Regions from separate parts of the Homo sapiens genome. Here region 1 is linked to region 2. Evidence: chromatin contacts called from ENCODE Hi-C or POLR2A ChIA-PET data. All regions are on one chromosome and are shown on one strand. The core of a region is the stretch at or near the end of the contact, and the rest is flanking DNA. Distances in the headings are between cores, read along the strand shown. Region 1 holds the start of XCL1 (X-C motif chemokine ligand 1). Region 2 overlaps LOC125312414 (a long non-coding RNA gene).

Region 1 (6,045 bases), core at 1,985-4,484, 110 kb before region 2:
TTTCATGCTGAGAGAAAATAACAAGATGTTATCCCGTCTCTGTGTATATTTTCACTTAGACATTTGGGACGGCTAGCAAATGCCCCAGTGACACGCATTCATTCATTTATACAATGGTGCCTGTTGTGTCCCACATGTTTTACTAAGCAGACATTACTCCTGTTTTCATAGAGCATATCTTCTCATGAGGGAGCCAGGCAGCAGACAGGCAAACAGAAAAGATCATTTCAAATAGTGCAACATGTTACAGTACCATAAGTGAGATGACAGAGTAATGCGTGAAGAGTACTCTAGGCAAGGCAACATTCAGTGAGGGAAGGAAGCATGCTTTTGACAGACTAAATAAAGGTGTTCTCCTTTTTAAATGGTCAAATGTCTCTCTCTGTCAGCTGCCTAAGATGCTGAAAGGAAAGATGGCCAAAGGAAGGAAAGTGGCCCCAGACCCTGCCGTCGTGAGGAAGCAGGAGGCTAAGAAAGTGATGAAACCGCTGTGTGAGAAAAGGCCTAAGAGTTTTCTTAGGCAGGCATTGGACAGGACATCCAGCCCAAAAGGGACCTCCGCTGCTTTGTGAAATGGCCCCGCTATATCTGGTTCCAGCTGCAAAGAGCTATCCTCTATAAGCAGCTGAAAGTGCCTTCTGCCATTAACCAGTTCACCCAAGCCTTAGACCCCCAAACAGCTACTCAGCCACTTAAGCTGATCCACAAGTACTGACCAGAGACAAAGCAAGAGAAGAAGCAGAGACTGTTGGCCCAGGCTGAGAAGAAAGCTGCTAGCAAAGGGGTTGTCCCCACTAGGAAATCACCTGTTCTTTGAGCAGGGGTTAACACTATCACCACCTTGCTGGAAAAGAAGAAGGCTCAGCTGGTATTGCACATGGTGTGGACCCCATCAAGCTGGTTAACTTTCTGTCTGTCCTGTGTCCTAAAATGGGGGGTCCCTTAATGCATTATCAAGGGGTAAGAAGGCAAGACTGGGACATCCAGTCCACAGGAAGCACCACTGTGGCCTTCACACAAGTTAACCAGGAAGACAAAGGAGCTTTGGCTAAGCTGGTGGAAGCTATCAGGACAAATTACAATGACGGATATGATGAGATCTGCAATGTCCCGAGTCCAAAATCTGTGGCTCACAATGCCAAGCTGGAAATAGCAAAGGCAGAGGAACTTGCCACTAAACTGGGTTAAATGTACACTGTTGAGTTTTCTGTACATAAAAATAATAAAAACTCTCCAAAAAATTAATAAATGGTAAAAGGTAAGATATATATAAAAGGAAGTCAGCCCTTAAATATGCATCCCCAATAGTAATGGCCCAAAGGAATTAAACTATTAAGTGTAGAGAATCATCTTACATTGCAAGAGGAAAAATAACTTGGGAGAATTAATACTGTTAAGGGTTGGGTGAAATCTAATCCAAGTTTCTAAGTGCTGATTTTCTCCTTAGCTGTAGACACTGGTCTTTGCTTCCCAGGGAAATAGGCAGCTAAAAAGCATCTAAAGTAACCACTGATAATGGCCAACATTGGTCTGTAGTGTTGCTAATATCAGAAGGCATTTTTTAAAGCAAGGGACTAAACAAAGAGTGTTCATTGTGTGCTTTTCTTCATCATTTCTTCACTCTCAATGCCAGTCTGCACATTGCTATCCTCTACCTTTGCCAATTTATTTTTAGTGGTGAATTGTTTCTGTAGCCAATGAAAGAGGAAAAATCTGGGTTTTTTCTCTGTTTCTCTCATATTTAAGAAACAATATTTCTCTCTGTGAAGTATCTGAAGTGGACTCCTAAGACTCAGGGAATCCTGTTATGCTTGAAACCACAAAGCCTTTTCCTTATTGTCAGCAATGTTTGAGTGTCTGTGTTATTTTTTAAAATATCACCTTCACTCAGGTTGCAAAATTGAGTCAAAGCAGAGACCGTTTTCCCTCATTTTTGTATGTAAGAAGCTAAGCACCAGTGGGACTTATAGAGCTCCTTCAACTAGAAAACTTGGGAATTTGAGACCAGTGTCTGCAGTTCTTCTCAGCCTCTAACAGAGCTCCTTTCCCCTACTCAGATCTGAGTCTCCCTCAAATGGTATGCCCATTGTCTCAGCAAAATGCCAGCCAGGTAGCAACATGTGGCCTAATGTAGTAATCAAACTCTTTTGTTTCATCAGTATTTTTTTGTTTTATCCATAATTTCAAGGACTTCCAGACTTAGCCACCTTTATTCATGGAACCCCTTGGGGACCCATTATTAAGTTATAATATCATAGTCTAAGTAATAAGCCTACCAACTAGAACACAAATAAGTCGACAGATTCACTCCAGTCATAGGAAAAATTAATCCTTAAGAAATACCTACTGAATGCTCAGGTAAGGGCTCGGTATATCTGAATCTTACCTGGATGTGTCTTGCAGGTTTATTGAACTGTGTATAAGGTGCTGATCTATTTGGTAGTAGTTATTATTGTATGTTCTCTTACAAAAACAGAAAATTTCTCATAAATAGTAATAGTCATGGCATTACTAACAGAGTCCCCCACGTACTTGAAGGTAATATTGATTTTCTGGACATGAAGGTTTGAACTTCCAGTCATTTGGGGCTTAGTTTTGTATTGAAAACATTGATTTACTCCAGAACATACATCCTCTGGTGCATCCCCACATTGTAACTGAACTCTCTAAGATTTTGATAATTTATCAAACTATATATTAAATGGGCAAAACCTACAAATGCATTTATAATCATCACCTCTAATCCATAGCTAACATTAATCAAAAAATTACTGCTTGTAAGGAAATCTGATGTTATTAAATAAACCATAATATTTATTTAATCTTAATCTCAGGTGATCATGTCTGTTATACTATTCAGTTATACATAAATAAGCACAGGCCCTGAGTGGTTAAGGAATTTACCTGAAATTACCCAATTAGGAAAAGTAGGAGCCCAGATACTAATCAAATTCTCCCTGTTTTGGAAGTTTACGAAGCCCTCTACAGTCAAAATCATCATTCCTTTCTTGCACATGGGAAGTTTAAGGCTCCCCTGGGGAAAGCAGGTTAGTCCAGTCATAACCTGAGTCAAACCCAAAATGTGTGCCCACCTGCCTTGCCTCCCTGTTCTTTATCTCACAGACAGCTTCTCCACTTACCTTCCACAATGTATGCAGTGAGAGAGCAGATGCCAAGGAGGGCCAGGATGAGAAGTCTCATGGCTGAGGTCCTGCTGAGCTGTGCAAGGAGAGTGAGGATCGGGCTCTTTGAGGACCTCTTTTATGCCTCCAGTGGTCAGTGCACTTCCTGTGGTGAGAGGGGGCTTTCGAGGTGGGTGTAGGATCATGGAAAGTCTTTGCAATACTGATGCTTTTATTTTTCTTAAAAAAAAAAAAAAAAAAAGTCCCTTTCCCTGTTCATACTAACCTAACGCCTTGTGGCCTTTACCCCTTTGTCTGTGGTTAATGTGTCAATTAAACCAAATGCATGCATAAAAGAAAACGTGGTTGTGTTGTCTCCTGCCACCAGCCTGAATTCAGATCTTCCACCGTAGACATGCCTGAAGGCTGTTCACTGCCATGGCCCACCACGGAAGCTGTAAAGGAAATGAGGTGGGGTGGTCACTGTGTTCCATCCCACCTCATGTGACATCCAGTGTGACATGAGGCTTCCACAACCATGGATCATGAGTCCCTGATGCCACCCTTTGACTCTCTCAGGAGGGGAAGAGAGGCTGCTGCCACACTGAGCTTCTCGATCCTTTGCTTTCTTGGTTCTCATTTTTCTCCTCCACCTTCATTCAAGTCACCCCCCTTTCTTCACCCCATCTCCCCAGGTACCCAAGAAACAATTAAATAACTGTTTAAGCATGTCTACATGCATGTGTTTGCTTTATTACAACTTAACATACACATTTATAGAAGCTTTTGAAAAGCTGTGCTGTACCAACTTATTTCAAATTAAAAAAGAAATAAAATTATAATCTTACCATCTGACAGTTTTCATTTTCAATATTTTTCCAGTGAATCTGCATTGGCATACATGTGTTCTCATAATTGTGGTAATTTTAAATGCTGTTTTAACACCAACTTAAATATCTTCCCATTTTTTAGCGTTCATATTTCTACTTCAAGTAAATATATACACATACACATTAAACCATTTTCTTATAACTTATTATAAAGATCAGAACTGTAAGGTCAATTTCATTAATACACACCGAATTATTTCCCTTTAATAACCAGGAGTAGGATTACTGGGTAAAATGATATGATCATCTTTACAGCTCTTATTATATATTGCCATATAGTCTCCCCAAAATATAATTTTAGTTTGCAATGCTCCCAGTAGAATTTAAACATACTGATTGCAATGGAACTTTTCTGCCACTGAATTTGTTGTATGGTGGTTGTTCTTTATGTTATATAGGTATCTATAAAATGTATTTATTAAATACATGTGTAGTTAAAGGTCCATTGCTATGAGGAATATGAAAATAAATTCCTATGTTTTGATAAAAAGTATAGGTTAACCTCTAAGAGACTTCCCACTAATCGCATTTGATTTTTCACCCAGACTTCATTCTAAACTTCAAACTGGCTCTTTAATGATCTCTACCTTACTGCACAATCACTCCTTGAACACTGGACACATCTTCTATTCAAACTGCTTCTCCTCATATTAGTCCTTAGCATGGAGCAATGTGTTCTCTTCCATCTAATTTCCAAATACTGATATATAGGGATCATGTTAGACTCATTGCTATCCACCCACGTGTCTTTCTCAACCAAACTGGACTAAGTATACCTTCTAAGTAGTTCTTTGAGATGTGTCCTCCTTTCTTCCCACACTGCTCAAATCATAGGCCAATTGCAGTGGACTAACTGGTTTCCCAGACCAGGGCCTCCTCTCAGTCTGTTCTCTGCAGCTTTGCCAGGGTAATCACTGTAAAGCCTCAATCTAATCATGCCATTTCCCTACTGAGAACCTCTTTACTAATTCCAATGCCTATGGGATGTATTTCTAATCTTTCACTGTGATATATAAGAATGCTCAAGATCTAGTACTGCTTTCCTTTCAGACTCACCTTCCACCATTCACTCACACACTCCCAAACCTTAACAAACACATACATGTGCAGCCAACCCAATGGGCCAGCCTCTTTTATGCTCCTCACATGTTTCCTTTAACTGGAATACCCATGACAGCTCCCTACATAGTTACTTGTAAACTCCTCCTCTCTGTATAAGTTTTCCTGAATTTTTTTGATAAAATTAAGTTGTGCCACCCCTTTATGCTCTCTTAGAACTTTGTTCTGTTCTCATGGCTGTTCTGCAACGAATCTCATGGTGTTCTCCTACTCAATTACATTCCTGCGTCTCCCACTAGATGGCAGACTCTTTGAGAGTAGGAGATTCCCTTGTTATCTCTGGATCCCCGGCACTTGCAGAAAGCCTGGTATGTAATAATTGCTCAACAATTAGTTTTTAAGTAAAACAATTTTTTTAAAACGCCAAAATTACAATGATTGTGCATTAAGTGAAAGATGACCATCTAAAAACATAAAGCCATGCTTCATGACATTGGGCTAAGCAAATAAAGGAAACAAAGGCAAAAACAGACAAATAGAATTACGTCTAACTAAAAAGCTTCTGCACAGCCAAGGGAATAATCAACAGAGGTAGAAGACAACTTATGAAATGGGAGAAAATATTTACAAACTATACATCTGATAAGGAATTAATATGCAAAATATATAAAGAACTCAAGCAATCATTAGCAAGAAAACAACACAATTTAAAAATGGGTAAAAGACTTGAATAGACATTTCTCAAAATAAAACACACAAATAGCAATCAGGTATATGAAAAAATGTCCAACATCATTAATCATCAGGGAAATGTAAATTTTTTAAAAAAATATAATGAGGTATCACCCTACACCTGTTAGGATGGCTGTGATAGAAAAGACAAACGATAGCAAGTGTTGTCAAGGATATGGAAAAGAGGGAACTCTTGCACACTGTTGGCAGGAATCTAAATTAGTATAGACAGTATGGAAAAC
Region 2 (6,059 bases), core at 16-2,515:
TCAATTATGTTGTGAAATTAATTGGAAAGCTTTAAGTCAGCCATGCAAAGCTTAAATTTTATTCTCATCATGTCCCTGTTGTTTTAAGCTTCCCAAGCCAGTCTTATGTTTGTAATTGACTCAGTTCTGTATGAAAGCTGCTTAGAGCCTTGAAATGAGGCTTGGTTCCTGAGTCATTTCACCTTGAATGCACTTGGGATTTTTTTGGGGGGGTGGCTAAAACACATGAAAATTTTATCAACATGCGCTGCTAAAGAAAATCATCATTTATTCCAAGGGGGAATAAATGGTGATTTAAATAATTTATTTCCCAAATATTCACATTTAGTGCTTTTACCGATCATTGCCTTTTCTCATATGTCCCCTTTGCTTCCTTTTTGAAGGAAGGGACATTATTCTACTTAAGTCTAGCACATTACCTGGCACATGAAAGATATTCCACAAATGTTTGCTGAAATGGGTAAAAATATAGATAACAATTCTTATCGTGGAGGAAATGGGACATAAGGGGGTATCAGTGTTAGAAAAGACATTTTAACTACAGCACAGGTGGCAAGTAATAGGAATTCAATATTACTCTAAACCATGGTGACCATTATTATTAGGATGTGAATCAAAAATAAGTAAATTATTAGGGCTGTTTGCTCTGCCTGTTTTCTCTTCTGCTGCAGAGCTTTTATTAAATGACAGTTGGTACCTACAGTGGAAGGTATGCAGGATTAAGAGAAAGAAAGAAAGCTCTAGTTTCTTTGATTTCCCTCTCAGAACAAAAGTGTGCTAGGGAAAGATATTGGATTGTCTGGTTAAAATGAAGTGCAGTGTTTGCTTGTGGGTATTCATTTGCTAAGTTATCCTTGTTTTCTATTACAAATTAAAAACATTACAAAGTGCTTGCCTAACTAGGAAATATTTGTGCCACCAAGTTTCTCAGATTAGAGACTCAGAATACTGAACTGAAGAAATAGCCCATATAAAATAATATGCAACATTTATTGACCATCTAGCAAATGTGCCAGGCAATGTTCTAAGTACTTCACATGTATTAATTTATTTAAACTTCACAACAACCCAGCGAGGTAGGTGCTGCTATTTCCCCCTACTTTGCAGATGAGGAAACTAAGGAACAGAGCAATTAAGTAGCTTGTCCAGGCAGTCTGTTCCAAAGCCTGCTCTGAACCATTATACAGCACTGCCTCTCCACAAGCAAGATGCCAAGATAGGGTTCAGATGAGGCCCAGAGTGACTCATGCTCGCCACGGTTGTCACTGCAGATTAAGCCAGAGCAAGGCCACCGCTTCCTCCTCACCCTTCCCAGCCAAAAGTAACATCTGGGGATTGGCTTCCTGCCGGATCCGCAGGCACTTTTAATGCTTGTCTGTCTTGGGATTCTGTAAGCCCCTAAGTCTCCTTTTGAATCAATTTGTATTACATGACTTATTACTATCTTTACTATCTTGAAAAGGAAGCTCCACAGTTTAATAACAAACCAGGACAGAAATGACTTCTTAAAACACTGGCTCTCCTGCCATTTAGTGTCCCAGAAAGTTTGTTCCAAGTCCCATCAATTGCAGGGGTTTCTCTTCTCAACAAAATGAGACTTTCTGGTGACAACTTATTACAAAAGAGATGCCCTGCCTCCACCCAGCTTGAACGCTCACACTAATCATATAAAAGGAGGAATATACGTTTGGGCCAACTTGGTTTTACAGAGGAAAATGGAAATACTCTTTTCTCTAGTTTATTTGACTTGCCCAAGGCTAATCCAACATAAAGCAGGAACTGAAGGTCATGGTCATGAATCTGATTTTTATTACACATGTGGCACTATTAGAATTCTTTGCTCTAACAAACAGCTTTCCATCTTCCCAGAAAAAAAAACATATAAAGTATTAATTTACTTATTACATATAAAATTATTTGTGTCTGTACTTGTAATCCCTCAACCATTTCATTGTAATAGGTTGGTCAATAATCAAGGTCAACCAGGTCATCTGTTACTCTATAGCCACCAACATAGCCTCTCCCTGACCCCCCAGCTTCTACTTGCAGCTCAAAGCATTGCTGATGGGCAGGTGTCCCTGTCAGTACAGGGTCAAGTCAGCACTATTTTCTCCTTCCCATCCCTTCTCATAAATTTCTAGCTATACCTCATCTCTTCTTTCTCACTTCTGTTCCTGAGAGGATCAAAGTAAAATGATAGCTTGGGAAATTCCTGACCTATAAAGCTGAGAAGCTGAGGAGAGACCAGACCTAAGCCCAGAGAGGAGCTGGGACCATATTCTTTGGCACACATTCTACTGAAGTATCAAGCATGGTAATGGACAGTCCGCAGTTCTACTTCAACCTCTAATTTTTATATTTATTCACAAAATATGTATTAAGCTTCTATTACTATATGACAGGTGCTGTGCCAGGTGCTAATAGTTTTTTTGTTTTGTTTCGTTTTGAATTGTTTTGTTTTGTTTTTTGGTGGTGAGAAGACTGGTTAGACATTTCCTTATCTCCTCTCCCAGCCAAGTTAACCCTCCTCTTTCTGCCTGAAAGATGCCATGATCACTGTCCAGTCTGAAAGAAGATCTGTGATTAAATGTTTCGAAAGGTAGCTCTGCACTATGAGAATCTTGGACCTGAAATGGAATAGGAAATGTCTTGGCCAGGTTCATGGACACAATTCTAGGACATGACTCTGGTTCATGACTTAATTCAGTATGTCTGATTCGTAGACTCTTCCTGCTTCAGAAAGATGATCTCGTGTGCTTTTCTTAACATTTTGATCCTTAGCCAGTAGGTAAGATCAGATAATCTCCTTCATGCTTCTTTTCAGGATATGCTATTCTTTCAAATTTAGCCAAGACAGAGGATTCCATTCCAGACATTCTTTCCATGAATGGCATTCAGTTAGGAATGTTGTTATGCTTCCATCTTTTTTCACTTAATAAAGGCTTCAGCCAATCTAAGTTACAAATAAGCCTGACCCTACTGAGTTACAAAAGTTATGTTTTCTGTAGCTGGTTTAAGAGAACTGGAATCTGAATTGGCCTTCTCCAAGACTACAAGATTGAGTTGGATGACCTTTGCAAAGGTTTCTGGGAGGCAGCTAGACTAAGAAGCATGGGTCTTTCCCCTTCCTGCCTGGAAAAGTATACAGCATGTATAGTTTACCCCTTGGACAGAGCTAGTCCCAAGAAAATTCCTAAAGCTGGAAAAGCTGGCTACTGAACACCTAATACTCAGTTTCTCTTTTCTAAAATTCCTCCTGCTCTTAGAAACTCCCCTATTGCCCAGATGTCATGCAACTAAATTATATTGCAACCATACAATGGAATACCGTGCAACCATTAAAAAAATATTGTGGAAAAATATTTAGCAGCATGCAAGTCATTCAGGTATTCCCCCAGGCCTCCAATTCTCAATCAGAGCATAAAATTTGTCAAATATTTTACTCTGGTCATTGTTTCCTGAGCATGTAAAACCACACCATTTCCTGCACCAAGTCAAGGTTTACGGTCTTAGTTCCAAGAACTAGTTTATAAGTAATAAACCAGACTATTTCCGGTTAGACTAGCAATAAGAAAATATACTATAATTGTTCTTTTTATTGAGAAGCAGTGACATGGATGTTTATCCATCCTAACATTCTCAAAGATGCAAACTTCTCACTGGAATTTAAAAGACATCCTTTTTGAGTAACCATTAGTTAATACTATTGTTTTTCGAATAAGATATAAACCCTAGTCCATCAGTTCATGGCTAGGGGATTTTGAACATGTAACTTAATCTCTTTAAGGCTCAGTTACTGTATTGACAAAATGCAACTACAATAGTATTTATCTCATGTGGTTAATTGAAAAAGTAAACAAAATAGTATGTACACAACTTATATAGTTCCTAGTAGTCAGTAGATTCTCAATAGATGTCAGCTATTATGCAAACTGCAGGACCTCAGTTTTATCCTCCAGCCTGTATTTAAGAAGGGAGTTGAGAGAGTCTCATCCTCATGGATAAGAGCAAATCACAGACTTCACCAGAGTTTCTAGTCTGTCTTATGAGGGAGTCAGGAATTAAAGAACAGCTTTGTATGATTCTCTGTTTTGTTTTTGACCCAGTCTCTCTCCCCTGTGAAAAGCAGCAAGAGAGGTTTCACTTCTCTATGAGACATAGCAGGGAAGCAGGACCTTGCTCTGGAACCAGTCTTAGGGAACTGTTAAGTTTAAAGCGTACCAAGGGACAAAGCAAGGAGAATGGCCTAAAAGGAGAGAGAAGCCAGCTGAGACCATAGGGCCTTGGCAGTGGCAAAAAATAAGGGCAATTTGGGAAGACAAAGATGGGCCTAAGAAATTGTCTTGGGAATGAGCAATAGGAGGCCTAGGTAGGATTCCTGTTATACAACAACTCTTTCCCATCAGGAAGCCAAAACTACTCTTGGACTTGGTAATTCCCCTGTCCATATGACACCTTAGCCAAAAGGGTAAATCTAATTCCAGTAAATGAAAGTATTTAGAGTCCTCACAGTGAGGAAAACTGTCTGCAGGCACTGGTGCAGAAATGTCGATGAGTGAGAAACTCCAATATGTTTGTTTTGAGAGAAAGAGACAGAGACACCCACAACCACTGTAAGTCAGAACGTGATCCCTGTGCTAGCAGAGGTACAATGTGCTGTGGGGCATGGGGGAGGTAGCTCCAGTGTACTTACTAAGAAGCGTGAGCATGTGTAAGAGTGGGAGGTGGAGAGGGAGGGGCAAGAATCAACATGAGATTTACAACAAGAACATCTCTTTTCCGGGACTGCTGACATATCCTGGGCTTTCTGCCAGCTCTGACCACCACCTGTTCAAAAACCAGAATGAAAAGCATTCCCCTTCCTCAGATTCATGTTGACTTGCTCTTCCTTCCCATTATAGTTTGCCTCCCTTTGCACTTTCCAAGAAATTATAACCCTGGGCTCAAGTGAAAATGAGGATCATCTGATTTCAGCTTGTTAACAAGGAATATTGGAGAGTCTGAATGGTGACGACCATCCATGGCCTGTTGATATATAGTGTGTGCCTTTCTGCCCTGCCTTGTTTGCTGGTCTGAGATTTTGCACCCTCTGTGAGTGGCTAGAGAATTAGGTTACTTCCTAACTGCTTTCAGGCTCACCGTTTCCCTCAAAAATCCTACATTCCAATTCTTGAGGTCAGACTTCTTTGGGGCTACAAGGTAAAGGCACTGGCCTTGTTTTCCTAGTTCCTCTCGGTGTGATGTTAGATGTTTAATTTGAGATCTTTCTAACTTTTTGAAGTACGCATTTAGCACTATAAACTTTCTTCTTAACACTGCTTTTGCTGCATCCCAGAGATTTTGGTATGATGTGTCTCTGTTTTCACTTATTGCAAAGAATTTTTTTTATTTCTGCATTAATTTTGTTGTTTACCCAAAAGTCATTTAGGAGCAAGGTATTTAATTTTCATGAATTGTGTTGTTCAAGAGATCTTTTTGGTATTGATTTTTGTTTTTATTCCACTGTGGTCTGAGATTATGGTCAGTATAACTTTGATTTTTTTTTAATTTATTGAGGCGTGTTTTATGGCCAAGCATGTGGTTGATCTTGGAGTATGTTCTGTGTCTGTGTGCAGATGAGAAGAATGCGTATTCTGTGGGTGCTGGATGAAGTATTCTATAGGTGTCTATTAGGTCCAATTGGTCAAGTGTCAAGTTTAAGTCCAGAATTTCTTTGTTAGTTTTCTGCTCAGTGATCTTTCTAACACTATCAGTGGGGTGTTGAAGTCCCCCACTATTATTGTGTAGCTGTCTAAGTCCTTTCATAGGTCTAGAAGTAGTTATTTTATGAGTTTGGGTGCTCCAATATTGGATGCATATATATTTAGGATAGCTAAGTCTTCCTGTTGAATTGGAAACTTTATCATTATGTAATGCCCTTTTTTGTCCTTTTTTACTGTTATTCGTTTAAAGCCTGTTTTATCTGACATAAGAATAGCAACCCCTGCTCTTTTTTGTTTTTCATTTGCATGATAGGTCTTTCTCTGACCCTTTACTTTGAGCCTATGGGTCATTACATG

The links. Hi-C counts contacts between places; a loop is a spot of excess contacts on that map. ChIA-PET counts read pairs that join two places held with the same protein, here RNA polymerase II (POLR2A). Pooled maps may share reads with other maps.
Region 1: a loop to region 2 is called in a pooled map, with 2.7 times the contacts of the local background. The contact joins the promoter of XCL1 here to the enhancer-like site in region 2. A Hi-C loop is called at or near these places in 1 of 168 maps with a recorded cell type or tissue (transverse colon), 2 of 37 single-sample maps with no recorded cell type and 8 of 50 pooled maps. POLR2A ChIA-PET finds 5 or more read pairs at or near these places in 3 of 52 experiments (GM12878, H1 and activated naive CD4-positive, alpha-beta T cell).

The regions. Positions count from the first base shown.
Region 1 is chr1:168,573,794-168,579,838 of GRCh38, reverse strand. It overlaps XCL1 (X-C motif chemokine ligand 1), which reads right to left and starts at 3,234. Exons shown (of 3, transcript NM_002995.3): 1 at 3,141-3,234. The coding sequence starts at 3,201. It also overlaps the pseudogene RPL7AP21.
Region 2 is chr1:168,465,062-168,471,120 of GRCh38, reverse strand. The region is part of intron 3 of LOC125312414 (a long non-coding RNA gene); the gene reads left to right. The region is part of intron 4 of LOC101928565 (a long non-coding RNA gene); the gene reads left to right. Among named protein-coding and RNA genes, the nearest start is that of XCL2, 76 kb to the left of the region's middle. Within about 2 kb of position 1,265, at least 20 of the 41 ENCODE cell types and tissues checked have a DNase peak (open chromatin) inside an H3K27ac peak, as active enhancers do; they include GM12878 and transverse colon, where a contact is called at or near this core.